Regions from separate parts of the Homo sapiens genome. Here region 2 is linked to region 1. The links are chromatin loops, found by intact Hi-C in ENCODE. Cell type or tissue: mammary epithelial cell. All regions are shown on one strand. Links, peaks and the distances in the headings refer to the core of each region. The heading gives the core; the rest is flanking DNA. Region 1 overlaps LSM12 (LSM12 homolog). Region 2 overlaps MPP2 (MAGUK p55 scaffold protein 2).

What was found. Peaks named below come from ENCODE experiments on the same cell type or tissue, not always from the same donor. Only the 100,000 strongest peaks of a DNase experiment are listed, where the experiment ranks them.
Region 2: it touches region 1 in a loop (9-fold over the local background); 11 of 110 quality-filtered maps call a loop at or near these places.

What each region holds. Positions count from the first base shown.
Region 1 is chr17:44,032,375-44,047,690 of GRCh38, forward strand. It overlaps LSM12 (LSM12 homolog), which reads right to left. Exons shown (of 5, transcript NM_001371445.1): 3 at 7,773-7,882; 4 at 5,038-5,164; 5 at 1,954-3,926. The coding sequence ends at 3,834. Among named protein-coding and RNA genes, the nearest start is that of TMEM101, 25 kb to the left of the region's middle. In mammary epithelial cell, for the core only: a CTCF peak has its summit at 9,246 (motif pointing left); a DNase peak (open chromatin) is centred at 9,247; H3K4me3 peaks cover 409 bases; H3K27ac peaks cover 892 bases.
Region 2 is chr17:43,874,158-43,889,473 of GRCh38, forward strand. It overlaps MPP2 (MAGUK p55 scaffold protein 2), which reads right to left. Exons shown (of 13, transcript NM_005374.5): 4 at 9,046-9,198; 5 at 8,746-8,895; 6 at 8,127-8,354; 7 at 7,301-7,432; 8 at 7,087-7,192; 9 at 6,933-7,001; 10 at 6,534-6,695; 11 at 5,625-5,827; 12 at 5,118-5,246; 13 at 1,203-3,826. The coding sequence ends at 3,650. Among named protein-coding and RNA genes, the nearest start is that of MPP2, 26 kb to the right of the region's middle. RefSeq lists enhancers at 4,424-4,718, 7,590-8,091, 8,092-8,591. In mammary epithelial cell, for the core only: CTCF peaks have their summits at 4,556 (motif pointing right) and 6,387; a DNase peak (open chromatin) is centred at 4,634.

The DNA.
Region 1 (15,316 bases), core at 4,564-12,563:
ACAGAAATCAGTAATGAGCTGCTGAGACTTGAACGGCACAGATTCAGTATCAACTCACTGTGGTAAGGCTGTTTATACAATAATTGGATGCTCTAAATAGCATTAACTCCAAAGGCGTGTGCGTGGTGGTGGCGAGATAATCAGGTGCTGGGTATAGAGGTGTGTGTGTGTGTGTATATTTGGGGAGAAAGGAGAACACCCCAAAACAAAGCCGAGGAGACACTGCAAAACTACTGCCCATACTGCATCATAGATGTAAGCTCTCTGCACCACGCTCTTCCATGGTTCAATATGCTTTCAATCTAGGTGGCAATTTCTGCCATTCTCACTAGTCTCCCGTGTTCCAGCCTCATTCTGGCAAACAAAAGTGAGCAGTACACATGCCATCACTTTGGAAAGTCCCACTGCATTAGGAACCCGTGAGTGTTAAGCCTCGGGCCTTCTTCCAGCTCCGCTACCACAGGCAGGTGGGGCACTCTAGACAAGTCACTTGGCCTCAGTGGAACTCACTCTCTACTCTGAAAAATAGTTTTGAAAATTATCAAGGCCAGGTGCCGTGGCTCGCGCCTGTAATCCCAGCATTATGGCAGGCCGAGACGGGTGGATCACCTGAGGTTGGGAGTTTGAGACCAGCCTGACCAACATGGAGAAACCCAGTCTCCACTAAAAATACAAAATTAGCCAGGCATGGTGGCACGTGCCTGTAATCCCAGCTACTCGCGGGGCTGAGGCAGGAGAATCAGTTGAACCCGGGAGGCGGAGGTTGCAGTGAGCCGGGATCGTGCCATCGCACTCCAGCCTGGGCGACAAGAGTAAAACTTCATCTCAAAAAAAAATTATAATCAAAAGCATTCTTAGGCACTCCAAGGAAGGGTTAAGGGGTGAGATCTGTGAGACCCAGGGCAGGGCTCTGAGACCCCTACCCCTGCCTGAACCAGATCTGCCCAGGTGCTTTACATATTAGCCTCCCTTCAAATACCATCTAAACAAATTTTTTTTTTTTTTTTTTTTTTTAAAGAGACAGTATCTTGCTGTCACCAGGTTGGAGTGCATCCTGGAGTGCAGTGGTACGATCACAACTCACTGCAGCCTCAACCTCCCTGGCTCAAGTGATCCTCCCACCTCAGTCTCCCAAGTAGTTGGGACTACAGGCATGTACCATCGCATCTGCCTAATTTTTTTTAAACGTATTTTCTGTAGAGATGGGGGGTCTCACTATGCCACCCAGAATGGTCTTGAGCTCCTGCCTTGGCCTCGCAAAGTGCTGGGACTACAGGCATAAGCCACTGCACCTGGTCTAAACTAAGGCTTCTAAAGCAAACATGGAACTTCTAGAAATCATCTACTCCAATCTCACCTCCAGATTTAACTGTCCAAGGATCAAGCTAACATTTATACTAACATTTACAGAGCACTTTCTAAGTATTAGGCTTTTAAAATATCTTATTAACCCTTCATATCAACCCTAGGAGATGGACATTATTTCCACATTTACAGTTGGGAAATTTAAGGCTAAGAAAGATGAAATGACTTATCCAGGAACAACATGAGGAATGAAGTTATCAAAGCCCTTGTTCTTTATTCCACACCTCACTGCCTGCCTTTCCAACCACACTAACTCCACCTCCTGAACTGTTTAAAGTTCCACATCATTTAACAACTAAAACTAAGGAGTCAAAAGTGCTTCCTGCCAAACCCAGTTGGTACTCACTTCCCCCCATTTACAGAATTAAGACCAATGGGGGGGGACAGGAAGATGTGGGACACATGATGAAGAGCTTCCTCCCAGGCTTGCTGTTTCCCATTAATTAATCACCTCCACTCATCGTATCTCTTAGGTTTTATAGATCTTACAAGGTCTCTTCCCTTCTCCCTCTCTCACCTTCTCTAAGTCTACATTCCCATGTAGGCTAAATCAAAGGCTCAGTTCTTTAAATCAAGTTCAGACCAGTGGCAGGTGGATCTGAAAGTTTACTTCTCAGCTCGCCGACCATTTGTGCCTCCAAACAGTCCTGTAACAAATGGTTCTATGTATGTGACTACAGCCTTTTCCCCACACTCCACCTACACACCACTCCAAACCCTGGACCCCCATCTTAAATTATACCCTGCATTATATTTCTGGATGAGTCCTCGGGGGTGAAAAGAGAGGGTAAATAGTAGGAAGAAGAGACTCTAAAGAGAAAGGTCAAATCAGACAGACATACCTTGGATCCTCTCCCCTGGGGCCTCTGAAGGACGCACAAACCTGAGACATGAGTGATGGTTAAAAAAATTTGGGTTTTATTGTTTTTGCTAAATAATACTAAAAAAAAAATTTCATTTTGAAGGCAGGGCTTGAATTATTTAATTTGATCCATTTATTTAATTAAAAAAAAAAGGAAGGGGAAAGAGATCATGGCCAAAAAAATAGTAGTTAACCCCCACCCCACCCCCAAAGCTCTAGCCAGTCATGTGAGCATCACCCACATCCCACTCAGTGCCTGATATTCGGATGGTGGCATACTCTGCCCCAGGAGACTGCCTGAAGGCACGGGGCAATGGGTGCCAATTTTAGCTCTCAGCAGGTTAGTCAACCAGACAAACTGGTGGGCTAAAGTCCAGAAATTCTTTCCAGGTTTTCTGCTCATTGGCTGAGCACATACAAACTGTCATAAGCCTGTAAAATTTAAGGGGAGTTGGGGTGGGGCGTAAGAGCAAAAGGACAGCAGGAGAAGAGAAATTACGGGTCACCCAAGTTTTTCCTGGGCTAGTGGCTCTGGATATAGATTTAAAGAGAGGTCAGAGTAAATGGACTCCAGGTTTCTTATCAAAGAAAACTATCCCTCAATGAGGAGCTGAGATGTGCCATGCAAGAGAGTTCTTCCTGCAGAGGCACAGGAGAAAGGGCAGCTGACTCTCTCATGTGGAGAGAGTGGCGAGGAAGGTCTTCTAGTACCATGAAGTAAGACAGGCAGAGGGAGAATCCTGAGGTTTGGGCCAAATGTGAGACTGGTACACACACAGTTAAAGACTAAAAAGCCATCAGGAACCCTCAAAGCCAAATTCTATCTGCACACTGGCTCTACAAAGTTCGCAGCAAGAATCTCTTGCACCAAGTCAAGTTAGTGGCCTGGCTATGATGGATGGTGGGGAGGGCAATACATTTTTATTTTCAGAGGGATGAGGTGGGAAGAACAGCCATGATCTAGTAAAAAGAGACCTGCAAGAAGCAGAAAATATTTAGAGAACATTTTAATATATATTTTCATATATATATTTAAAGTTAAGAAAAATAAAACTAATTCAAGCCATGCCCTGTGCAAAAAAAAAAAAAAAAAGAAAAAAGAAAAAAAAAGGAAAAGAAAACAAAAATTTAAAGTGAGACGTTTGCTGCTCTGGTCTCAATTTAAGAATCACAGTCAGCTTGTTACTTTTATTTTGGAAGAAAAGATGTAAAAGTTTCTTTCAATCATTCAGAAGGCAAGTGTAGCCACTTATAAAAACAGAATGGCAGGAACAAACTAGGAAAGGAAAGTCAGAAGTAAAGGGCAGAGTGGGAAAATAATTTTCAAAAATAAAATTAACAAGGTGACTGTTCCAGAAGAGGGCTGTGAAAAGGACATGGTGGACCGAAGTCTGTTAGTCAAGTAATGATTCAACTTTTAAATTATTCTCTTGTTCTTTTTTGTTGGGTGTTTTGTTTGTTCAAGTCTAAGATTTGGAAATGCTGACCCTTTGTTAAGAGCCAACAGGACATATAGGATCCCTTCCCTCCCCCGGCCTGCCTCCGCTGAAGCCACCACCAGCGCCTCCTTGGCTGGATGCTGGAAGAGTCCTCCATGTGTACGGACTCAGGATGACAGGGCAGCCTCCTTCTGTGGTTGCTGGGCTTGTGAACGTTGCAGTATCTTTTGGCTTTCCACGTCTCTAAAATGTTTTTCAACCTGAAAAAGACCAGGCAACCCAGGTCAACAAAGGAGATGCGGAAGAAAGGTCTCCCAAACAATCCAACCCAGGTTTCCACAGCCCCATCCTGGCTGTCCAGCCCATTGGTGTCCAGGCACCTTTGCCCTTGCTGTCTATTGGCCTTCCCAACCACAAGGTAGGCCAGGGCCTCCTGCTTCAGCCACATTTTTTTGCAGTTTCCACTAAGATTGGCTAGAAGAAGGTGAATCTACAAACTAAACTATAAAATATAATAAGGGGAGATTATCATGACCTAAACTCCTCCTCTCTTCTATACCCAAGTACAAAATGAAAAGCTGCTGGGGGAATTACAGTCTTATCAAACCTCCTACATCTACAATGTTGGTCTCTCAATGTTCCTCAGAGGAAAAAAAAAAAGCAGGAGTGTTTTTTAAGTTTGTTTTAACAAATGCTAAGTCCAGTGACATATGTAGGGTCAGAGACACCGACGGCAACTGATTTATACCAACCAGATCTTTCTAGAATGGTACCTGCAGCTAAGAAAAACCCAATATGGGGCCAGGCGTGGTGGCTCATACCTGCAATCCCAGCACTTTGGGAGGCCAAGGTGGGCAGATCACTTCAGGTCAGGAGTTCGAGACCAGCCTGGCCAACATGGTGAAACCCCATCTCTAGCCGGGTGTGGTGGCATACGCCTGTAGTCCCAGGTACTCGGGAGGCTGAGGCAGGAGAATCGCTTGAACCCGGGAGGCGGAGGTTGCAGTGAGCTGAGATCGCGCCACTGCACTCCAGCGTGGGCGACAGAGCGAGACTCTGTCTCTAAAAAAGAAAAACTCAATATGGGATGAGAGAAACTGCTCAGGCCCAATACCATGGAACAGTCTTCCTAATTCCAAAAAGCCAGCAAAGGACATAGGGTCACCCACTCACTTCTTTCCACACCACCCAGTGGTTCCATTCCCACAGGACTGCAGAACCCCACAGTACAGGGAAGGCAGGGAGGCCAGACAGGGCCTCTGCTGCTAGAGGAGGCAGAGACTGTAGCACAATGTCCTGGTCTGGTGCTAAAGACTGAAGGCCTGAGGAACCATCCTCTCTCCCCTAAAGTCTGAAGGCTCCTTTACTTACTATTTTGCGTACATGGCTCAGTGCACTCCCCTCTTTGCCTTTACAGTTTTCCACTTGATATGGGGGTGTAATAACAACTTCTTCCATGACTACGATGTTTTTTTCTTGCCATTTACAGTCTTTAATGCTGGAAGGAGAAGACAGCAGGCGAAATGTAACCTCTTGGGGGCATCCCACATCTCCTGTCTGATGAATAAATAACTCCAGAAGGCTGATCCCAAGTTCCCAGCTCACCACTCAGCCAACAACTAGATGCCAGCAGCCCATATAGTAGCCAAGAAACATTCCTTGGGTGCCACTGGCTAGAAAAGCAATGAAACTCATGCACATTTATTCTTGGGAGAGCCCAGAAATTGTTACTCTGAAGCATCAGAGATCTGGAGAGCCATAAAAATGTGATAGTGGCCTCAAGAATCCAAATTAAGATAGCAGCCTAGGGCAGAGGCTGGCAAACTTTTTCTCTTAAGGGTCTTGTAACAAACATTTTAGGCTTTGCAGTCCATATCATCTGTTACAACTAGCACTGAGTTCTGCCATAGTTGTACAAAAGTAGCATGGACAATAGGTAAAACAGATGAGCAGATGTGGCCTGCTGGCATAGTTTGTCAACCATTGGCCTAGGGAGAAATACCACCTTTAGAAAGACAGGAGAACAGGTCGGGCGCGGTGGCTCACACCTGTAATCCCCGCGCTTTGGGAGGCCGAGGTGGGTAGATTGCTTGAGTCCAGGAGTTCGAGACCAGACTGGGCAACAGGGCAAAAACTCGTCTCTACTAAAAATACATACAAAAAATTAGCCGGTAGTGGTGGCATGCGTCTGTAGTCCCAGTTACTCCGGGGGCTGAGGTGGGAGAATCACCAGAGCCGGGGAGATTGAGGCTATAGTAAGCTAAAATCGCACCACTGCACTCCCAACCTAGGCAATAAAAGTGAGACCCTGTCTCAAAAAAAAAAAAAAAAAAGAAAGGCCAGGCACAGTGGCTCACGCCTGTAATCCCAGCACTTTGGAGGCCGAAGTGGGCGGATCATGAGGTCAGGAGATCGAGACCATCCTGGTCAACATGATGAAACTGTCTCTACTAAAAATACAAAAATTAGCTGGGCGTGGGACTGCGCGCCTGTAGTCCCAGTTACTCAGGAGGGTGAAGCAGGAGAATCGCTTGAACCTGGGAGGCAGAGATTGCAGTGAGCCAAGATTGCACCATTGGACTCCAGCCTGGTGACAGAGTGAGACTCCGACTCAAAAAAAAGAGAGAGAGAACAAACTCCCCATCTTCCTATGATCTGTACTCTGACCCTTATCACCCATAATGGGAGCTGCTCTTCAGACTGGCTCTTCTCAATTATCAGACAGTTGGGCACTTGCCAGACTGGGAAAACCCATTCCAGTTCACACTTGGGAAGCCCCAGGGCAGCTGATGCGACTGGGAGTTCCTTCACATACCTGTAAATGTTCAGATACTCACACCACAGCCTCAAACAGCTCTGATGCCAGCTGCCATCTGTGCACCAGATCCAGGGTGGTTAAACAGAGTAACAGATGGCAGTGTGGGGTGGGGGGAGGCGGGGTGGAGAGGGGTGTCAAATGTTCCAGTTTTTCAGCAGCTAGGGAAGCTAGTGGAGAGTCAAATGACTTCTGCTGTGACAAAATGTTTTTTTTTGAGACGGAGTTTTGCTCTTGTTGCCCAGGCTGGAATGCAATGCACAATCTTGGCTCACCACAACCTCCACCTCCAGGGTTCAAGCGAATCTCCTGCCTCAGCCTCCTAAGTGGCTGGGATTACAGGTATGCACCACCACGCCTGGCTAATTTTGTATTTTTAGTAGAGATGGGGGTTTCAACATGTTGGTCAGGCTGGTCTGGAACTCCCGACCTCAGGTGAACCGCCCACCTCGGCCTCCCAAAGTGCTGGGATTACAGGCGTGAGCCACCGTGCCCGACCAACAAAATGTCTTTTTTTTTTTTTTTTTTTTTTTTTTTGAGACGGAGTCTCGCTCTGTCGCCCAGGCCGGACTGCGGACTGCAGTGGCGCAATCTCGGCTCACTGCAAGCTCCGCCTCCCGGGTTCACGCCATTCTCCTGCCTCAGCCTCCCGAGTAGCTGGGACTACAGGCGCCCGCCACCGCGCCCGGCTAATTTTTTGTATTTTTAGTAGAGACGGGGTTTCACCTTGTTAGCCAGGATGGTCTCGATCTCCTGACCTCATGATCCACCTGCCTCGGCCTCCCAAAGTGCTGGGATTACAGGCGTGAGCCACCGCGCCCGGCCCCAAAATGTCTTTTAAGAGGTGGTAAGAAGGTGGCCTGCTCTAACTCCCTGTGTTCATCCCAATCTACAATGGGAAAAGTGATATAGATATAACTTTCCCTTAATAAAAACTGCATCAGCTTTTAAAGAAAGGCACAAAACAACAAAATCAAAGAGAAGAAATCACTAGTTCTAAGTTATGGACTACTAGGTCTAGAAGGGATCCTTAGGGATAATCTAATCCAAAACTAAGTTTTACAGACAAGCAACTAAAGACCAGAGAAGACAACTTGTCCGTGATTACACTATTCTTCTGTGTGGAAAGGGGGCTACAGCACCTGCACCTCTGGATGCTGGCATATTGCCAATACCCTACCCAGCTTCCCCAGTAGACTTTTAGGAAGACAACCACCCAAAAGCCTGCCACCAGACAGCACAACCAGGTAGCATTACCCCAGGACAAAGGACCTCTCCGATCCCAACTCACGTCTTGTGAATGGTCTGGAAGAGCTGCTGGCCCTCTAGAGAGACACCAGCACTGATTGCATAGGCCTGGCTCAGCTTCTCCTCCTTCTCTGTCCGTGCTTTGCTGGCAAGCTAGGGTGGAAGAGAGGAAAGAGACTCAGAATAGGATTCATCTTCATTCTTGCCAACAGTCAGGACCTAAGCTGAAGAAAGGAGGCCAGGAAAGACTTGTTTGGACAGATTCTGTTTTCTCAGAAATGAAAAGTGAAACAAATTTTAAAAATCCACGACATACCTGAACAGTTACTGGTATTCCAAGAAAACGTTCCTTCCTTCCTTCTAATACTTACTGCATACCTACCATGTGCCAGACATTCACTATGCTAGGCTAAATATAGCCTGAAGTGGGTGGGGGAGACAGACTATAAACAAGTAACTGAAATCAAGGTGATTTCAGACAGTGATAAGCACTAGGAAGAAAATAAAGCACTTTTAACATTATAGAGTGTGGCTGGGGGACTATGTGATGGCAAATGATGGTCAGAGATTTAAAAATATATACATTTCCGGCCAGGGGAGGTGGCTCATGCCTGTAATCCCAGCACTTTGGGAGGCCGAGGCAGGTGGATCACGAGGTCAGGAGGTCAAGACCAGCCTGGCCAAGATGGTTAAAACCCTGTTTCTACTAAAAATACAAAAAAAAAAAAAAAATTAGCCAGGCGTGGTGGCGGGCTCCTGTAATCCCAGCTACTTGGGAGGCTGAGGCAGAGAATTGCTTGAACCCAGGAGAAGGCTGCAGGGAGCTGAGATCGCGCCACTGCACTCTAGCCTGGGTGACAGAGCAAGACTCCGTCTCAAAACAAAACAAAACCAAACAAAAAAAAATACATACACATACACACACACACACTTCTAACTGGGTGCATCACTGAGGTAGGGAGTTCGAGACCAGCCTGGCCAACATGGTGAAACCCCGTCTCTACTAAAATTACAAAAATTAGCCGGGCATGGTGGTGCGTGCCTGTAATCCCAGCTACTCAGAAGGCTGAGGCAGCAGAATCACTTGAACACAGCAGGCAGATGTTGCAGTGTGCCGAGATCATGCTACTGTACTCCAGCCTGGGCAAAGAAGTGAGACTCTGTCTCTTTAAAAAAAAAAAAAACAAACACACACACACACACACACACACACACACACACACACACACAAACACACACACACACACAGAATTTCCATTCAAGGCGAAAATTAAGATTTATCAGCTGTTGTGCTAGAGCCTCCAGTTTAAAAATTAATACATACCACACCTTCACAGACCACAATCTGAGACTCTAAAAACTCTTACAGAACATTATCTGTGCTCACATAGGGAGCCAGGACTCAAGTAAATCTAACCATAAACGCTGTCCACCTTTAACTTTAGCTAAAGGCAACCCTGTCCTGCTTTTGAGAAAAACGAAGAGTCTGAATTCTACGTCATGTCTGTTCCTTCACTGCCCTCTGGTGGAACCATCCACAAACTGATCAAAAGAAAATCTAGTAAAATCTGGTAGTCTACTACAATCTCGTAACTTCTACCCTGTCAATCCCTATCACCTCTCCAGCACATTTCTGATCCCTACCCCACACTACTGGTTGCTAGAGATTCCAGAGGTACAAATTTGTTTGAGTGTAAGACAAAACAAATGTGCTAGACAAGGTAGTTAAAACAAATTAAAGGCAAACAATGCATCTTAAAAGTCCAACAAATAATCTGGAGACTCTTCAGACCCATGAACATGAACAGCTGAGTCTAACAATGCTGCAGCACATGTGCAAACACGCGCGAGAACACACAATTTGTCCCCAAACATCAGTTCCTTAAATAAAAAGAGGCACTGGCTGGGCCCAGTGGCTCACGCCTATAATCCCAGTACTTTGTGAGGCCGAGGCAGGCGGATCACCTGAGGTCAGGAGTTTGAGACCAACCTGGCCAACATGGTGAAACCCCGTCTCTACTAAAAATACAAAAATTAGATGGGTGTGGTGGTGTGCACCTGTAATCCCGCCTACTCAGGAGGCTGAGACAGGAGAATCGCTTGAACACGGGAGGCAGAGACTGCAGTGAGCCGAGATTGTACCACTACACTCCAGCCTGGGCGACAGAGCAAGACTCCGTCTCAAAAAAAAAATGGGGGAGCCATACCTACAGCATATTCCAAAAGTACCTTAATGCTTGGAATCTTCAAACATTTATATTCTGCTTTTACAGTGATCCATCAAACCATAAACTAAGCATAGCTTTTTTTCTTGGGATTGAGTTTCACTCTTGTTGCCCAGGCTGGAGTACAATGGCACGATCTCAGCTCACTGCAACCTCCGCCTCCTGGGTTCAAGCGATTCTCCTGTCTCAGCCTCCAGAGTAGCTGGGATTACAGGTGCCCGCCACCACCCCCAGCTAATTTTTTTTTTTTTTTTGAGACGGAGTCTCGCTCTGTCGCCCAGGCTGGAGTGCAGTGGCGCAAGCTCTGCTCACTGCAAGCTCCACCTCCCAGGTTCACGTCATTCTCCTGCCTCAGCCTCCCGAGTAGCTGGGACTACAGGCGCCTGCCACCACGCCCAGCTAATTTTTTTGTAGTTTTTTAGTAGAGATGGGGTTTCACTGTGTTAGCCAGGATGGTCTCGATCTCCTGACCTCGTGATCCACCCACCTGGGCCTCCCAAAGTGCTAGGATTACAGGCGTGAGCTACCACACCTGGCCATTTTTTTGTATTTTTAGTAGAGACAGGATTTCACCATGTTGGCCAGGCCGGTCTTGAACTCCTGAGCTCAGGTGATCCACCCACCTCAGCCTCCCAAAGTGCTGGTATTACAGGCGTGAGCCACCACGCCTGGCTCCAAGCATAGTTTTATAGCAGAGGAAGTAAACCAAGTGTCTAATTCTTTGTTTATAAAATTAAGCACTTTCTCAAGGCTTAGGTTTGACTATGAAAAAAAAGGAGGCCTTCAATTGCCATGGGTATTCTTGTCCTTGCAAGTTTCAAAGACTGTCTTAGGAAGGAGGAGCAGGCGTGAGCACAGAAGGCCAGCTCACGCTGTCATTTCAGCCTCCCCGGGTAAGAGAGGGAAGAATGGCAAAACCCTGCAGTGATCTGAAGCCAGAGCTCCTTTTTCACAGGATCTCTAGGACATGGAGAGAGACAAATACAGCAGCAATATATATATAATCTTTCAAGACTGGCTGCCATTCTGGCCCTACCAGGCTATAACTTTACAGACAAATAAACACACAGGCTGACAGCATTCCAAGCAGTGGCAATCCCAACTGTAACAAGAAAGCCTTGTAGTTTCTATGGAAAGAGCTGCTGATGATGTATTTTAAGCAGCAACAAGCAACGCTTACTCAAGCACCAAAAAAACCCCGGTAACAAGGAGGAGTTTCCTTTTTTTTTTTTTTTTTGAGATGGAGTCTTGCTCTGTGGCCCAGGCTGGTGCAGTGGTGCAATCTCAGCTCACTGCAACCTAAGGAGGAGTTTCCTTGAATCTTGCTTTCCAAACAATGCCTTAAGAAAATCTGAAGTCGGCCAGCGCTGTGGCTCACGCCTGTAATCCCAGCATTTTGGGAGGCTGAGGGAGGAAGATCACTTGAGCCCAGTAGTTACAGACCAGCCTGGGCAACATAGTGGGACCCTGCCTCTATTAAAAAAAAAAAAAAAAATCTGAAGTCTTTAAGGAAAGAAGGAAAAACTGGAGGGTGGCAGAGCTCCTGGGAAGCATCTAGTGGACAGGCGGGCATTTACCTTATAAGCAGGCTGGAAGATCTCACTTTGAAACCTCAATCCCCTTTAAAAACGTTTATTCCTGAAAATCCAAATCATCTCCGAATGCTGGGTCAGAGAAAGCTGCTTCTATAAAGCTTGTGTTGACTAGATAGTCTGAACGTTCAAAGAGTAAAATGTCGTTGTCACCTACATAGCAGCTTAAAAACATAACATCACCCCATTTAGTAAGAGACAAGAGTTGGCTCAGGAAACCAGGCATCTATGCAGAATGTTTAAGAATGGAACTGACAAATTAAGCTAGAGAAGGGGAGAAAAAAAAGCTGGAAGAAGAGCCACTTGAATTTTTGCCAGAGAGAAAATAAAATGGATATAAATCTCAGCCAGAAGTGATTCTTTAGACAGGCTGAGTAACAATGACACACTGGTTATAGAACAATGATTTCAAAATACACCCCCCACCCCCGCCAAAATACCAGTTGTGCAAGTGCAATCTCCCCTAAAGTCTCCAAAAGCAAAGGAGAATGGACTAGACAATTCTCTATTTCAATTCTAATGCAAACATCCCAAATGCTAAATGATGTAAGGGAGCACTTAGAAAAGTCAGCAGAAATGACTGTAAGCTGACTGTATATATTTTCAGTTTGCCCCCAATATACTCAACCTACAGTAATGCTTTAGGGATCCGGACTCAGCTACACAGATCTGCTTTTACCAGGAAGCTGTACAAATGGGATAAAATCTCCTAGAGAGGACCCCATCAATTAGGGGTCCCCATCAATGGGGGAGACCGCTCTCAATAAAAGAAACTAGAAGTGTTTCCTTTTTTCAAAATTGAGGGTGGGGAGAAGGAGATTACCTTGCCCTTTTTTGTCATGAAAACTCATGCAGAACATGAATATGCCTTCTTTTGTAAAGCAAACGATTATCACTCTACCCTCAATTTAGCTGCTGTACAAATCTAAATTTTCCCACATATTTTTGCAAATGACTATATACCTATAAATGGCCCAATTATTCCAAGTTAGTAAGTTTATGGTTTTTGCCAAACCACTGGAGAGAACCAATAAAAGCTGCCCTCAGTAGAGAAAGTGTAGAATGTGCCTTTTAGGCTTGGGAGGGCCACCAAGATTACTTTTTAAAATCTATTTCTTTTTTTTTGAGACAAAGTCTTGCTCTGTCGCCCAGGCTGGAGTGCAGTGGTGCGATCTCAGCTCACTGCAACCTCCGCCTCCCAGGTTCAAGGGATTCTCCTGCCTCAGCCTCCCAAGTAGCTGGGATTACAGGTGCCCACCACCACGCCTGGCTAATTTTTGTATTTTTAGTAGAGACAGGGGTTCACCATGTTGGTCAGGCTGGTCTCGAACTCCTGACCTCGTGATCTGCCCGCCTCAGCCTCCCAAAGTGCTGGGATTACAAGCGTAAGCCACCATGCCTGGCCTTAAATCTATTTCTATAGTTTTTCCTTTACTAGATATTTCATATAAATGGAATGATACAATGTGTTGACTTACGTCTCTGGCTTCTTCCACTTAGCACATTTCTGAGGTTCATCCATTTTGTTTCATGTACCAATAGTTTTTTAAATTGCTAGGAAGCATTCCACTATGAGGATACAGTTCTACCTTTTATATATTCATTCACTAGTTGATGGACAGTTGATCAAAATCTGAATTGTTTCCAGTTTTGTTTTTTGTGTTTTCTGAAACAGAGTCTCACTCTATCACCCAGGCTGGAATGTAATGGCACAATCTCAGCCCACTGCAACCTCCACCCACTGGGCTCAAGCAATCCTCCCACTTCAGCTTCCCAAGTAGCTGGGACCACAGAAGCACACCACCACGCCCAGCTAAGGTGTTGTATTTTTTTGTAGAGACAGGGTTTCACCGTATTGCCCAGGATAGTCTTGAACTCCTGAGCTCAAACGATCCACCCACCTTGGCCTCCTAAGGTGCTGGGATTACAGGCATGAGCCACCCTACCCGGCTGTTTCCAGTTTTTGGCAGCAGTCACACACAAGTCTTTGTGTATGTAAAAGTAAAAATATTTTACTTTTTTTTTTTTTTTTTTGAGACGGAGTCTCGCTCTGTCTCCCAGGTTGGAGTGCAGTGGCGCGATCTTGGCTCACTGCAAGCTCCGCCTCCTGGGTTCACGCCATTCTCCTGCCTCAGCCTCCCGAGTAGCTGGGACTACAGGCGCCCGCCACCACGCCCGGATAATTTTTGTATTTTTAGTAGAGACAGGGTTTCACCCTGTTAGCCAGGATGGTCTTGATCTCCTGACCTCATGATCCGCCCGCCTCGGCCTCCCAAAGTGCTGGGATTACAGGTGTGAGTCACCATGCCCAGCCAACGTTTTACTTTTTAAAAGTAAAAAGATTTTGCTTTTTAAAAGTAAAAAGTCTCTGTGTGTGGACATGTTTTTACTTTTGTTAGGTAGATAACTAAGAGTAGAATTTCTGGGTCATATGGTAAGTGTATGTTTAATTTTTAAAGTAATTGTTTTCCTGCTAGTGAAGTTTCCTTAAAAACAAAACAAAATGGCCGGGTGCAGTGGCTCACGCCTGCAATCCCAGCACTTTGGGAGGCCGAGGCGGATGGATCACGGGGTCAGGAGATCGAGACCATCCTGGCTAACACGGTGAAACCCCGTCTCTACTAAAAATGCAAAAAATCAGCCGGGGATGGTGGCGGGCGCCTGTAGTCCTAGCTACTCGGGAGGCTGAGGCAGGAGAAAGGCGTGAACTCAGGAGGCGGAGCTTGCAGTGAGCTGAGATTAATGCGCCACTGCACTCCAGCCTGGGCAACAGAGCCAGACTCCGTCTCAAAAAAAAAAAAAAAAAAGGAACTGTCAAACTGTTTTCTTTTTTTTTTTCTTTTTTTTTTTTTTTTGCTGGAGTGCAATGGCGCGATCTTGGCTCACTGCAACCTCCGCCTCTGGGGTTCAAGTGATTCTCCTGCCTCAGTCTCCCGAGTAGCTGGGATTACAGGCGCCCGCCACCACGCCTGGCTAATTTTTTGTATTTTTAGTAGAGATGGGGTTTCACTATGTTGGCCAGGCTGGTCTCGAACTCCTGACCTCGTGATCCACCCGCCTCGACCTCCCAAAGTGCTGGGATTACAGGCGTAAGCCACAGCGCCCGGCCCTAATGTTTGATAGTTCTAAATCTGCCACCTACTCACCAACACTGGGTACTGTTAGCCTTTCTGATCTCAGCCATTTTAGCAGAAGTATAGCAGTTTCACACTGTGGTTTTCACTTGTACTTCCCTTTATGTCTAATGATATCAAGCATCTTATGTGCTTATTTGTAATTACTGTATCTTCTCTGATACAGTATTCAAAGCTTTTGCCCATTTTTAATTGGACTGTCTTTTTTTTGAGATGGAGTCTTGCTCTGTCACCCAGACTGGAGTGCAGTGGCACCATCTCAGCTCACCACAACCTCTGCCTCCCAGGTTCAAGCAATTCTCCTGCCTCAGCCTCCAGAGTAGCTAGGACTACAGGCCCACACCACCACGCCCAGCTAATTTTTGTATTTTTAGTAAAGACAGGGTTTCACCACGTTGGCCAGGCTGGTCTCAAACTCCTGACCTCAGGTGATTCACCTGCCTCGGCCTCCCAAAGTGCTGGGATTACAGGCATGAGCCACCATGCCCAGCCTGGATTGTCTTATTATCATTATTATTTTCTTTTTTGAGATAGGTCTTGCTCTGTTGCCCAGGCTGGAGTGTACTGGCATAATCATGGCTCACTGCAGCCTTGACCTCCTTGGCTAAAGCAATCCTCCCACCTCAGCCTCCCAAG
Region 2 (15,316 bases), core at 1-8,000, 160 kb before region 1:
CAAGGTGTGTGCAACCATGGAACAGGAGACTGGAGGGACCCATGGATCCCAACCATGGGCCTGGTTCCCCTGGTATGAGCCATGAGCCAGTTGAATCTGAGTGCAAAGACAGAGTGAGGACTGACCAGAGTCACACTGACATCAACCCCCATAACATGAGGACAGATTTTGTTCAATTAATGTAAAAACAAAAAGGGGGAGATGTTGGAGGCCGAAAGAATGAGGGTCATGATCAACTCAGTATACCACTGGAGGCTGTATGAGCAAACTGTTCTCATAATGCAGAATGCTGGCAAACTGACAAACTGCGTCTGCCACCCAGAAGGAATGCTGAGGGCAGTCACACCTCAGGCGCAGTGTTTGTGATTATCTACAGGCACACATGAAGCCTGTCAGCAATTATGTGAACCTGTGATAAATCAAGCAGCTGACCAAAGGTTACCTGCTCCTCCCTGCTCTTTCTACCCAATAAATATGGAGGGCTGTGGAAGCTCAGGGCCCTTGCTCACTAGAAGCAAAAGCAAGGACCCCTTCTTTAAAGCAGATTCTTTTGTCTTGTTTTCATTTCTGCATTTGTCCTCTTTTGTTCGGTCCTGTAGTAACTGTCACAAGTGGCGTACATCCTCCTTCATTCAGTCCCATAGTGACAGTCACACAAGTGCAGGTATCTTTTTGGTGGAACGATTTCTTCTCCTTTGGGTAGATGCCCAGTGATGGGATTGCTGGAATGAATGGTAGTTCTATGAGAACTCCCCAAACAGCTTTCCACGGGGGCTGAACTAATGTACGTTCCCACCAATAGTGTATAAGCACTCCCTCTTGTCTGCAACTTCACCAGCATCTCTTATTTTTTGACCTTTTAATAGCCATTCTGACTGGTGTGAGATGGTAACTCATGGTAGTTTTGGTTTGCATTTCTCTGATGATTAGTGACGTAAAGCACTTTTTCATACATTGTCACTTGTATGTCTTCTTTTGAGAAATGTCTGTTCATGTCCTTGGGTACAAGCACTTAGAAGGAGCATCTTCTGGGGATGGGGGAGTGTGCAGGGGCAAGACAGAGGAAAGGAAGACATCGCAGAAAACAAGACATGTTGCTCTGACTTCCATTCTAGTAGTCATCTGTGCTGTGCTCCCCAGCTCTCACTCTCTCCCAAAGCCATCCATCCAACCCCAACCAAAGAAAAGCAGAGCCAGAAGCCTTTGCTTTCACATTTAATCCAAGGAAAAAGAAAGAAAACCAATCAGTGAGAAAACTCAAGAATTGGATGGCTGAGGGAGGGAACAGAGGAAGCGCACTGGGGCTGGGACTGAATATGGACAGTGGATGGTAGGGTCCTCACTCTCTTGAGGTCCCTCAAATACAAGAGTCCACAATGGCAGGGAGGGAGAACAGAGTCATAGAGCTGTGGTGGGGGCACACACCTGTTCCAACCCAGCCCCAGCCCTGTTCCAGGTGAGCCAAGGACTGACAGCCTCTGCTAGGTACCTGGGAGGGCTGTGGAGTGAGGGCTCAGGCAGGGGAGGTAGGAGGCTGCTCAGAGAGGAAAGACCGAGAAGAGACAGGAGGGAAGGGCCCCAGGCCTGCCCCTTGAGCATCCCTAGCAGTGAAGGTGCCATGAAGGCCAGGTACCCAACCCATCTCCATCAGAGATGATGGTCATTTGGATCAAGGGGGCAGAAGCAGCTGCAACAACAGATCTTCCCCTGCCTCTACCCTCAAATCCCCCAGAGAAGGTAGGAAATGGCAAGTGACCCTATAGCCTCAGGTCAGCAAGAAAACACCCCATTTCCTTCCCACTCCCTTAGGCTGAGGGTGATGCAAGGCAGAGCTGAATCAGGATGAAAGGACACTGACTAAGGGAAAAGAGGAGCAGGAGAATGAGTGTGTAGTATACGCAGAGCCACACCAACGAGATGGGGGCAGGCCTGGCCTTTCCACCCCATGTGTATAGTCTATGCAAATGCAAATGAGATTCCTAGTATAAGAAATATATTCTAACATTTGTAATAAATATTCTGTTTATTCTCCTTCCCCTTCCCTAGGAAATGGGCACACAGTGGTTCAGGGGCCAGCTTTGGCTGACGCTGCAGCGAAGACTAGTTAGACACTTGGAAGAACTGGGAGGCACAAGGGTTTGGACTCAGGGTGTCACAGGTTGTCCCCTCTGAGGACAGGCTCCCCCCGGAAGGAATGCAGAGAATAATGAAGGATGAGATGCCCAAGTACATCTAGGACAGCATTCTTTCTTAAAGGGAGTCTCCTATTTTACAAAACTGCCCTCCCCAAGTTATGGCAGGGGGGCATTTAGGGTAGGGGGACAATAAGACAAGGGAGGAGACATCAGGAAAGGACCAGGGCTTTGGAGTCTGGGATCAGGGTATTATAAGAAATGAGGGCTGATGGGGAACCCCCAGAAAGGGGCCCCAAAGAGTGACCTCCAAAACAAAACCCTTTGCTTCCTCCCCAAATTAAACCTGACACACACACACACACACGCACGTGCACACGCACACACATACACACAACCTGGTGCCAGAGGCACAGACAGGTGCCGAACATGCACGTGGAACCACAGGTTGTACAGACTACAGTGTAAATGGCGCCTCTGGAGTTGTGTGTGAGGAACCTCCTGGAGGGCAACTGTCCTTCAAGCCCAGGCTCCCAAGGTCCCCTCTGCACTCCTCCTTAGCCCCTCCAACCCAGCAGCCCTGATGCAAGTGGGCTACCTGGACCTGGCTAGACAGAAAACCAAATGGACCAAGGTCAAGGACATAGAGCTCAGACCTGTGCCTGCTGTGGGCCATGGAGAGCTTGGGGCTCTTCAGTTGGTAACAGCAGGTTGTCACAGGGCTCAGCCCTCCATCCTGCCCCTACCTGGGCTGAGCCCACTGGCCCCTGCCAGCCTGGCCCTGTGGGGAGCAGGGCTGACCTGTCAGGACACATTGGAGAAATCTGGAGAAACTTCGGCAGTGAGAAGCTGTGGATGAGGGAAGGACCGAGCAGCATCTGCCCTGCGACCCTGTCCCTTTCCAAAGGAGCTGGGAGCTGCAGTGCTCTGCAGCTGTGGCCACTAGCTCTCACTCTGACTCCTCCAGCCTTCAAGATGGCACCAGGCTGGCACCACCACCCGGGCCTGCCTGGCTGCCAGCGGGCCACACATTCCCCTGGTCACACGGAAACAGCCCAAGGCCTGTTCCTCCGACACAGGGGTGAGAGGTGGGAGGAGTCCAGGAATGGGGTGGGTGTGGCCAGTCCAGAGGAGAACTGGTGACTGGGGAGGGGTGGCAGGGGGCAGTGTGCCTACTGACCATGTGGTCCCAAAGCAGCTTTTCTCTTCTCTGTACTGACCATTATGGAGGTGACTCTGACACATTCCTGGGCATAGCTTGGCCCTCAGAGATATCTGGTGACCAATGGGCATCAGGAGTGGGCAGCACCTGGGCACAAGGTACCCCATGAATGCCCACCTCCCTGGCAGTGCACGCCTCTGTGCTGAAGCCAGACTTAGGGCCTGCTGGGAGCTGTTACCCAAGGACAGCCAGATATGGGGGCTAAGGATTGTGGCAGGGGGTCACAGGTCAGGAGGGGGATGGATTCAGGTTCTGGGTTTCAACACAGAGTGAGCCAAAGACCAGGTGAACAGGCTCAGTACACCCAGCTGACAGGCACCCACTGGGGCTCTGTCCGTAGCTTCTCCATGGCTGTCTGGAGCTCGCGGAAGGTCCTCTCCAGGTTGCTATTGACCAGGCAGAGGTCAAAGTAGTGCCCGTAGCCCCGCTGGATGCGGCTGCTCTCCTCCACTGTCCGTCTCAGGTCCGCCTCCTGCCCAGGCACAAGGGGACCTCCCTACAGTCAGTGCCCACAACTCACCCCCACTGTCAGAAGGAGCTACAGCTGCCCCCACTCCCCCTCCCCAAAGCCCAACCCTGGTGTGGACTCCCTGGCTAGGGAGGCAGGGGCCCCTCTCTGCGTGCCTCAAAGTGGCTCACCATCAACCACAGATGGTGAGTGAAAGGGAGGAAATAAGCTTTAATAACTGCCAATCACACCCCTAAATGCTTTGCATGCCACATAATCTTCACTACAGCTCTGCAAGATAGGATTAATTCTTTCCCATTTATAGCAGAGAAAATGAAGGTATAAAAAGGTCACATAGCCAGTCAGTGGCTAAACAGGGTCTGCCTGACTCTCAAGCCAGTGCTCCCTCAAGTCTGACTAGGCTGCCTTACCTATGCAGCTAGACAGGCTGGTACCAGGGCAATCCACAAGTACCCAGGGCAACCCCACCCTCGACCCAGTGGAAGCTGGATGGGCAGGGGTGAGGAAGGGTACTTGACAACTGACTTAAATAAGCTGAAGCTAGCTGCATCCCAACAGCTCCAGTTGGCCACACCTGTTGCCAAGGAGGAGGTGCCCAGAATGGGGATCAGGCAAAGGTCCAGAGCTCCTTAAGGGGGTCATTGGCAGAAGGGTGCCAGCCTAGACAGCCTCTCCTGGGCCCCAGGCACGCTCTGACCTGGGGCCGGAATGCTGCAGCACCAGGCATGGCCAGCAGAGGGACCCCTGCGCTCAGAGCGCCGCAAACCCTCCACCTCCTGGGAAGGCGCAGCAAGACATAGGAAGGAGGATGGGGCTGGAGTTCTGCAATGAGGCCTTGAAGCCTCTCCTCCAGGCGCTGCCTGCTCCCTGACGCTGACTCAGCCCTCCAGCCAGCCTTCCCGCCTCTGGCTTTCTCCTACCCTTCAGCTTTCCCCCAGCTGTAAGCAACCCAAGCTCACCTGGCCCACCTCCAGCCCACCTCTCCCAGTTGCCCTCGGGAACTCTCTCTGGCCAGCACTCTGTCTCTGCAGAGTGGGCTGAGCCGGGGGCCTTGAGTCAGAAGCACATGTATCCCAGGCTAGGTGTGTGCCTGGCTCACTCTGAGACTTTGGACTTCCTCTCTCAGACCTCCCCTTCCACATCTATGCAGGGGGGACCACGTCCTGCCTCACTGATAACTGGAGCAGGCCCCTGTCCCTCCCCAACACCACCTCCTTCTCTCTGTCAGCTCAGGCCTGTCCCCCACCACCCTAGGCAGCTATCAGACCCCTCCCCCACACCTCAGAGCCCTCACCGTGAGCTGCTTGGTGGATATTCCACTCTCCAGCGCAGCCCTGTTCATGGCCCGCAGGGTCTCGAAGTCTGGGGCCTCGATGAACACCACGTAAGGGACAAACTCGGCCGTTCGTAGCACCTTCACCGCCTGCAGAAGGAGAAGGCAAGGTAGGGAGTATATCCCCATGTCTGTCCTAGGAACCAGAGAAAGGCTGTGAGGGTAACTGGGGTTGGGGTGAGCACTTGGGAGTGGATGAGAAAAGGGTGCCCGGGGGTCTGGGACATGAGTCCTGGGACAAATGACAAACAGCTGGCAGGTGGCTGGGGTGACTGGAGGAGACTAGAGGAGGAGTGGGGACTCTGGAAGGCTGAGAAAGGTTCCAGGTGGGCTGGGTTTCTAGCAGTAGTTGAGGGCAAAGGGGGTACATGGGCGTGTTCAGGTGACAGGTGTCTGGAACTATATGGGGGAGCAATGAGGCAGCAGAGAGGACATTGGGCAGGCTGGGAAGGAGCAGAGTGGCGGTACCTGGGGGTTGACATCCAGCACGCACACCTTCCCAGCAGCGACCACGCCCCGGATGGAGTCAATACGTGTGCCATACAGGTTGCCCTCGTATTCGCCATGCTCCAGGTAGCGCCCAGCACGGACGTCAGCCTCCATCTCCCCACGGGACACAAAGCTGTAACCCTGACCTTCCCGCTCTGAGTCTTTCGGCCGCCGGGAGGTGTCTAGGGGGATGGGGGTAGGTTGGACCAAATGGGCAGGGGCAGGTTACAGTGCCTCAGACACATATATGCACCCCTACCCAGGCCCCCGTTTCCCAGCCTTGGAGGTGCAGTCTGCTCCCCATCTTGCCAGCACTGCTGCCTTTGCACACACCTGCCCCCCACTCTCCCCATTGGCACACACAGAGACATGAGCTGGTAATCATGGTCCAGCCCAGAGCCCACAGAAGAGAGGCTGAGGTCCAGAAAGGGCAATGTACAGCCCAAAGCCACACAGCAAGAGCCAAGCAGACCAGGGCAGTGCTCTTAGTCCTGCCTCTGGCAGCCAGGAGCTTCCACCACCCCCGCTGTTTCTGCCACTAAGAAGCCCTGTCTTCCACAAGGCTACACACATGCAGCTCGTAGCCTGTTTCACCCGGGTGCACAGCTGGGCACTCACTTTCTTCATGGCTTTTAGCAAGTGAAACAAGAGAAGGAAAGTGGACGCCAGCCCAGCCCGCTAGGCCACCTGTTGGCTGGACACCTCCCTCACCCTTCCTGAGCCTGAAGTTCCCCTAACCACCCACAGAGGGCGTGCACCCCAACCCGTGTACCCAAAGGTACCACCTGGCCTGGTGCCCATGAAGATGCCCATTCGGTGGGCCCAGCCCTGGCCCCAGGGGAGCCCTGCTCCTTGTCCCCAACTCAGCAGGGCCCAGCTCCCACTCACAGGGCACCGTGGTGCCATAGCGATCTGGATCCCACATGATGAGCTTGTTCTTCAGGCTGCGCCGTCCCACGCCCTGAGCCCCAATCAGTACCAGGGTTTTCCGGCGGAACGGGGGCATGCGGGCCACCTCCTCATAAATGAGCAGCTCATGACGGTCAAACTCTGGACACAGGGAGATGGCGCTGCTCACCAGGCTGCACGGTGAGGGAGGGGCGGAGCTCTCAGGGAGGCTGAGGGCAAGAGGGCTTGGAACAGGGGAGCAGGGGGGAGTCGGGCAGGGCCTAGGGACACGGCTGGCAGCATCTGAGCCAGGCACACGTCGTCACAGGTGATGGGTGGGGACAGGGAAAGGCATGCCATGTTAGAGGAGGGTAAGGGAGGGGGCGCTCTGATACCCACCTGCATTCTTGGTGGTCAAATACATCATTCGCTTCTTTTTCTTTCCTGAAAGGCTGCCGCATAGGGTCCCTGGCCATAGGGAGATGGGTGAGTGAGGCAGACAGGGCCCTGTTGGATCCCAGATTGGAGGTGTGGGGTAGGGGGGACCTCCTACCTGAGTTTGGTGTCAGCTCCAGGTCCCTCTTGACAAATGCTTTCCGCTTCTCCTCCAGCAGCTGGCTGGGAATGAGCCCAGCACTGCCCCCTTCGACATGGCATGCCTAAAACGGACATGAGACCAAGATCTGCCTGAGCAAGAGGACCCCTCCCTGTGCCCTCGCCCTCCCATGCACCATACCTGGAGAGATGCGGGGGTGCCCGCAGCTCACCTGCCACCAGTTGGCATCATCCTGGTTTACGATCTGGAGCAAGTCCCCGGCGTTGAAGCGCAGGCCTGCTTCCTTGCAGGGGATGAGGCTGTCTCGGGCCGGGTCATAGTCAAAGTGACATTTCACAAATACCTGGGCCCAGGAATCAGCAAAGGGTCGGGGGAAGGGTCAGCAGAAGGCTGCAGGTGGAGGTCTACCCCATGCCCCCTCTTTTCACAGAGACTAAGGGGCAATGGAACTGTCCCCCTGCAGGAGTGATGCCTCCAGGCCTGCCCATGCTCCTCCCTGGTGCCAACCTCCCTTTGCATCTAGTACTACAGGATTCAGATCTCAGGACCAAGGATGCGGGACCACCAAGTAGGGCACAGGACCCTGGCACCTAATCCTGGATCCCTCCCTCCACTCACCCTCTCCCCTTGGAGAAGGGCTCTGGTGGAGGGCGAGAGACCCAATAGGATAGGGAGACAGAGCAGCCACACCCCCAGAATTGACCAACCAGGAGACAGCTATCCAGGACATATGACAACCCCACCCTGCGCACGCGCACAAACGTGAAGAACGCTGACCATAATGCAGGCGCTCTCTCATACACTTGTACCCCAGGCTGTGGCTGCGTGCATAATACCAGCCAATGTGGGAGCATGTGCAGGTGCAGCAGCGGCAGAGGCCTGTCGGCGGCTGCGGTCAGCTGCCCCTGGGCTGCAGGTCCCACCCCCATCTTCCCTGGAGGAAACCAGTAGGAGAGGAGGGCCTCCGTGAGACCTGCAACCTTGACAGCCAGGAGGCTCAGCCATCCCTTGGGCCTTGTGCTGGGTGAGGGGCCCACCTGGCGGGGCAGATGGGGCTCCTGGTAGCTGGGCAGGATCTTGAGGATGACACTGCCACTGGCATTGCGCAGGAGCTCCTGCAGTGCGCGGGGGTCACTGCCCACTGGCTGCCCGTTCACCTCCTTGATGATGTCACCCACATGCAGCAGGCCTTGTTGAGCCACCATGCCCCCATGCAGAATGCGCGCGATCACCAGCTCGCCGCCCTCCACGCGGAACGTTACACCCTGGAGGTCAGAGGGAGTGTAAGATGAGGCCCCAATTGCTCCAAGTCAGAATCTTCAAATAGTCTCCTAATAGCTCCTCCATTCCTGTCCCTACCCACCCACCCCCACCCTCACAAAGTCCTCCTCCATCCTTCTGCCTAAATTCTTCACTTACAGCAGGTACTAATGAGGGGAGAGGTGGGCAGACTGGAGAGGTGCGGACACAGGTGTGTGTGCAGTGTCTATGGTCTCCTGGGTCTTCCCCCGACCCTTTGCTGCATCAATCCTTCCCTGCACAAAGCTGGCCCCATCTTCATCTTCAGACCACACTTGGCCTTTTTTGTCCGTTCATTGGTTATTCTCAATCCCCCCACCCTCACCAGCACCACCTCTGGCCCTGCCCAGTCCTCACCAGATGTTCTCCGGCTGTCTTGCGGATGCCCACCATGCGCACAGCATCGGGAGGTACAGGCTGGTTGCTGAATGTAGGGTCCAGGCCAGGGCTGGGGGGTGGTGTCTCATAGGTCTTTGAGGCCACAGAGTCGTGCGTCTCCAGGAGGGACTGGGGGGTGGTGGGAAGAGAAGGGACAATGGGGCAGTGTCCCGGGTCTCTTCCCATCCCAGATCCAACTTCCTGCTGGCCCATCCAACAGCAGCATGCCCCAGTCCACCCACCTCCTGCTCCCTCACCCCAGCCCTAGCAGCCAGGAACCTGGAAGTGGGGCTCCTGGAGGATGTGGGCCAGCTCGGCGGCTGTGCTGCTCTGCTCAGCCAGCTGCGCCAGGTCCCGCAGGATCTCCTGCACCAGCTCCAGGTTGTTGTCTCTCACGGCCTCCAGCTTCGTCTCCTCCAGCCTCTCATGGGCCTGGGGGTGGAAGCAGAACAGGTGGGGCTAGGAGCTTCCCCAGGAGCCCTGGGACACCAAGCAGGGTCCTCCCTCAGCCCCCAGGCATTTTCCCCATCCCACCCCCCAGCCCCCAGCTTCAGCTCCTCACTCACTGACAATCATACCCACACGTGCACATGCATTCCTTGCTGTCTCCTTTCTTCCCCAAAATTACTAGGACCTAGTTTAGGGAAGGAAGAAACCAAAGGACAAACCTTCCTTTCCATCCCCTTGCCACAGAGGGTCATTAGAAGTTACCAAATTGTCCCCAGCTCCCAGGACCCTATATGCATTGGCGTTCAAAGATGGCTTCTTCCACCAGACATCATGGTTGGGTGGGGCCTTGAAGACCCTGAAGCCCAGGATGAGGAAATTAGGGAGGTAGAATAACTTTCCCAGGGTCAATGGGACTTGAACTTGCGTCTCCAGGCCCTCAACTCAGTGTTCCCAGCGAATGAGGGGACAGGAAATCAGAACACGGTGCCAGGAGCAGGCCCTGCACCTATTTGTTGCTCTGCTGGCTCCGGGCTCCATACCAAGGAGCGCTGAAAACAGAAAAGGAATCCTTCGCCAGTGACCAGCCCAGTGGGGAGTGTTAGGTTAGATGGGTCAGGAAGAAAAGAATTCCATTTCAATAATATATATGAAGACCATTTTTCCCCTCTGAATCTTTGAAAGATCATTGCAGACAACACAAGCCACTTTACCCCAAAGTATTTCAGCATGTATTTCATAGGAACAAAGACATTCTGCTGCATAAACCACAATACCATTATCACCTGCAAGAAATTTAACATCGATTCATTAATACATTATGTAAGACAGTCCACATTCAAATGTTCACTCTTGTCCCAAAAGTATCCTTTATAATTTTATTTTTTCTGATTCAGGATCTAATTGATGATCATATGTTGTAGTTGGTTGACATATCTTTTTATTCTCCTCTAATCTAGAACAGATCCCAATAACTTTTAGACTTTCAGAACATTTGTTGTTTTGTTTTTTTTGTTTCTGTTTTTGTTTTGTAGGGACAGGGTCTCACTACGTTGCCTAGGCTAGTCTCAAACTCTTGGCTTCAAGTGATCCTCCTGCTTCAGGCTCCCAAAGCCTGAGATTACAGGCATGAGCCACTGCACCCAGCCTAGACATTTTTAGACTCCAGGCCAGTAGTTTTTAGGATGCTCTACCACTAGATTTAGTTGATTGTTTCCTCATGATTAGACTTACGTTAATCCTTTTGACAAGAGTTCTACGTAGGTGATCTTGTGTCTTTGTGTCTTTCCCATACTTTGAGACTATGTGACTATTCTGTTCCCCCAAAATCCTTCACCAATGGATTTAGTGTCAATTTATGACCCTTGCCTAAATGAGTTATTATACTGGAGGTTGCAAAATAGTGATTACCTAATTCCCATCATTCCTTCTACATTATTGGCATTCTGCTATAAGAATGAGCTTTTCAGCCAGGCACAGTGGCTCACGCCTGTAATCCCTGCACTTTGGGAGGCCAAGGCAGGTGGATTACCTGAGGTCAGGAGTTTGCAAAACAGCCTGGCCAACATGGTGAAACCCCGTTTCTACTACAGATATAAAAAATTAGCCTAGCATAGTGGTGGGCGCCTGTAATCCCAGCTACTCAGGAGGCTGAGGCAGGAGAACCGCTTGAACCTGGGAGGTGGAGGTTGCAATGAGCCGAGATCATGCCATTGCACTCCAGCCTGGGCAACAAGAGCAAAACTCCAGCTCAAAAAAAAAAAAAAAAAAGAATGAGCTCTTCTTTTCTCCCTACCACCTTACTCCTCTTTCTCTCCTTCTCTCTCTCATGATATCACTATGAATTTTTTTTATTCCATGTGTTCTAATCCATTACGATCACTATCTTCGTTGACCCAGTTTATCCCAAATTTGTCCAGTGGGAGCCCCATTCACACCTCTGTCCTGTTGACATGTTCCCATCAGTCCTTGAGCATCTTCTTCCCTTCTGGCACAGGCTCATCTGATGCATTCCCTACCCCAGGTCTGGAATCAGCAATTTCTCCAAGGAACCCTGATTCCTTTTAGCAGGAGATAGTATTTAGAAACCAAGATGTGGACACTCAATACCCATTGTTTCTGGGCATCATTTCTTTGGCAGTCATTAGTAGATACTAATGGCTCCAAATAAAATTAAAGGATTTTTCTCATCTTCCCCCATTCCATATTTGTGTCTCCCTTCTCCTTCAGTGAGAACTTATTTCCCAATAACATCAGTATATTTACTTATTTGTTCTGTCCTTCAATATTCAAAGCAGTTTCAAAATTGCTATACAACTGCTACTACCTATCACAAATCTATTAGTAAAAATCAGCCGGGAAGGGTAGTAGGGGCGTAAGGGATAAAAGACTACACACTGGGTACAGTGTATACTGCTTGGGTGATGGGTGCATCAAAATCTCAGAAATCACCACTAAAGGCCAGGCGCAGTGGCTCATGCCTGTAATCCCGCACTTTGGGAAGCCAAGGCAGGAGGATCACCTGAGGTCAGGAGTTTGAGACGAGCCTGACCAACATGGTGAAACACCATCTCTACCAAAAATACAAAATTAGCCGGGCATGTGGCACATGCCTGTAATCCCAGCTACTCAGGAGGCTGAGTCATGAGAATCACTTGGACCCGGGAGGCAGAGGTTGCAAGGAGCTGAGATCGCGCCACTGCCCTCCAGCCTGGGCAACAGAGCAAGACTCTGTTTCCAAAAAAAAAAATTAAATAAATATATTGCCCTTTCTTACATAAAACACAGAACACTGTATATACCCTTTGATACCCTAGGGCTTTTATTTAACTGGTTTGGTTTTCTGGCTTTTTATTTAAAAATATGTCATAGAAATCACTCCATGAAACTGCATGGAGATCTTCCTTTATTAATTATTATTGTTAGTTTGTTTGAGACAGAGTCTTGCTCTGTCACCCAGGATGGAGTGCAGTGGCGCGATCTCAGCTCACTGCAACCTCTGCCTCCCAGGTTGGGATTACAGGCATGAACCACCATGCCCATCTTATTATTTTAATTACTGCATTTGACTCCATTGCATGACTGGATTCCTGTAATTTATTCAACCAGTCTCCATGGGTATTTAGGTTGTTTCTAATACTTTGCTATTGCAAATAATGTTGCAGTAAATGACTCCGGCATAGTATTCTATATCTGTGGAGAAGATCTTCCATGTAAATTCCTAGAAGTCTTGCTGGGTCAAGCAGCAAATACATACGTAATTTTCTTAGATATTGACAAATTCCCCTCCATGGGACTTTGGCCAGTTTGCTCTCCTGCTAGCACTGTATGAGGGATTTTCTTGAAGCTCACCACCAGAGTGTTGATCAAACATTTGCATGTCTGCCAATCACATGGAGGAGAAATGATCTCTCATTGGGGCTTACTTTGCATTTTGCTTATTATGAGTAAAGTCAAACATCTCTCCATATGATTAAGGACCATCTGTATATCTTTTTCTGTGAACTGTCTACTCATGTCTTTCCCAATTTTTCTGTCAGGTCTTGGTTTTTATTCTTTTCCCTATTTTAAAAAATGTTTTCTCTCTATTGGGAAAATTAGCCCTTTGTGATATTTCTTGTAAATGATTTCCCCCAGTTTGTCACTTGTCTTTTGACTCTGCTTGTGGTGTTTTTGCATGCAAAAAAAAAAAAAAAATTTAGGTCAGGTGCAGTGGTTCACACCTGCAATCCCAACACTTTGGGAGGTCAAGGAGGAAGGACTGCTTGAGCCCAGGAGCTCAAGACCAGCCTGGGTAAGATGGGAAGCCCCTGTTGCTACAAAATATTTTAAAAATTCACCTGAGCATTTTTAATCCTCATTTTAATGCATGGTGGCATGCACCTGATGTCCCTGCTACTCTTACTTGGGAGGCTGAGGTGGAAGGATCACTTGAACCCAGGAGATTGAGGCTGCAGTGAGCACTGTTTGCACTACTGCACTCCAGCCTGAGTGACAGAGCAAGACCCTGGCTCAAAAAACAAATTTTTTAATGTGGGTGAATTTAATAATCTTTCATGCATCTGAATTTTGAGGCATAGTTTTTTGTTTTTTTGTTTTTTTTTTAAGGGAGGGCTTTTCCCATATACAGAGCCTTGTTTTCTTCTAGGACGTGTATGATTTATATTTTCACATAGAGATCTCTGATCCGCTTGGAGTTTATTCTGATATATGATGTGAGGAATAAATACACTTTGATATCTTTCAAAATGACTATCCAGATGTTCCAATACCATTTATTAAAAATTCATGGCAGGGCACAATGGCTCACACCTGTAATCCCAGCACTTTGGGAGGCCAAGGCAGGAGGATCACTTGAGCCCAGGAGTTCAAGACAGCAAGACCCCATCTCTATTTTTTAAAATTTTTTTAATTAAAAAAATTCAAAAGAAAACTATTGTTTGATTTTTTTTTTAGGTGTGACAATAGTAGTGTAGCTTTAAAGAATCCTTTTCAGTTGAGCCCAGGAGTTTATATACACAATGAAACACTTGCAGATACAATCTATTATGGCTGAGATGTACTCCAAAACAATGGAGGAGAGAGGGAAGCTGGTAAAGGTGTGGATGAAACAAGATTATGCATGACTTGTTGAATGTTGAAGTGGGGTGCTAGGTGATGGAGGTTCAGGATATATTCTTAAATTTTTTCATAATAGAAAATTTGTTTAGCCATGAGATGGTGAGATTTGAGTAATACTTCATAAGACTGCTGTGAGGATTTGGTGAGATGGACATAGTGCCTGGCAGACAGCAGGTGCTCAATAAAGGTTAGATGCTTTCTGCCTTCTCTTTTCCCAAACAGGCCAGGGAACAGCACCCCACATGGCCCCACAGCCTCCCATACCATCCTCTGCCGGGTGGGCAGCATTTTAGACTGACATCCACAACCTACTGGGGAAACAGACAACTGATGGGGCAGAGGAGTAGCATTTGGGGAAAGGAACAAGCCCCAGAGGGCTGGTCTTCCACAGACCCCTATGTGACTTTCAGTCATTTAGCTTGGCCCAGCCTATGGAGCCCCAGAGTGAGGGAGGCGTCCCAGCTCTGGCTCTGTTACCCTGTGCCTAGGACAATGTTGGAATCAAAGCCCAAATAACTGAGTGTCAAGAATAAACAATGGCACTCAGGCAGCAACAATCTCACCATGGCAACCCTTGCATGGCTCTTTTGGGTTAACAGGAGCCAGCTCTGGCACAGGTGTCCTGATGTGAGCATTAGAGAAGTCACTCATTTTGACTTTAGCACTATCTGGTCCACGGATGGAGGACAAGTTTTCCGAGGAGACGTGTGTGATCAAGGGGGAAGCCAGGGTGCCTCCTAAGCTGCTTACCTCCTATCTTTGACTTAATGACATTCCCACCATGGGCTAATCCATTCCTCCTCCTGTGGCCACCCCTGGACGTTTTATACCCACAGATATGAAAGCACAGCTCTCCAAGCTCAACCTCATAGCCCAGAGGAAACTTTAAACATTTAATCATTCAAATACAAAACCAACAATTCAGTAGGCTGAACAAATAATTTTTTTTTTTTTTAGACGGAGTCTCACTCTGTAGTCCAAATTGGAGTGCAGTGGCACAATCTTGGCTCACTGCAACCTCCACTTCCTGGGCTCAAAAATTCTTGTGCTTCAACCTCCCGAACAGCTGGGACTACAGGCACGCGCCACCACCCCTGGCTAATTTTTTATATTTCAGTTGAGATGAGGTTTCACCATGTTGCCCAGGCTAGTCACAAACTCCTGAGCTCAGGTGATCTGCCTGCCTCGGCCTCCCAAAGTGCTGGAATTACAGGCGTGAGCCACCACACCTGGCCTAAATTAGATTTTTTAAATGATATAACAAGGATCTAAGAGAACCCACCACCCAAACTAAAAAACAAAGCTCTTGTCAATATCCTACATCTAACCACATGCCCCACTCACCCTTCCCACTTGCAGAAATCACCATCTTTTTTTTTTTTTTTTTTTTGAGACAGAGTCTCGCTCTATCGCCCAGCCTGGAGTGCAATGGCACAATCTCGGCTCACTGCAACCTACACCTCCCGGGTTCAAGTGATTCTCC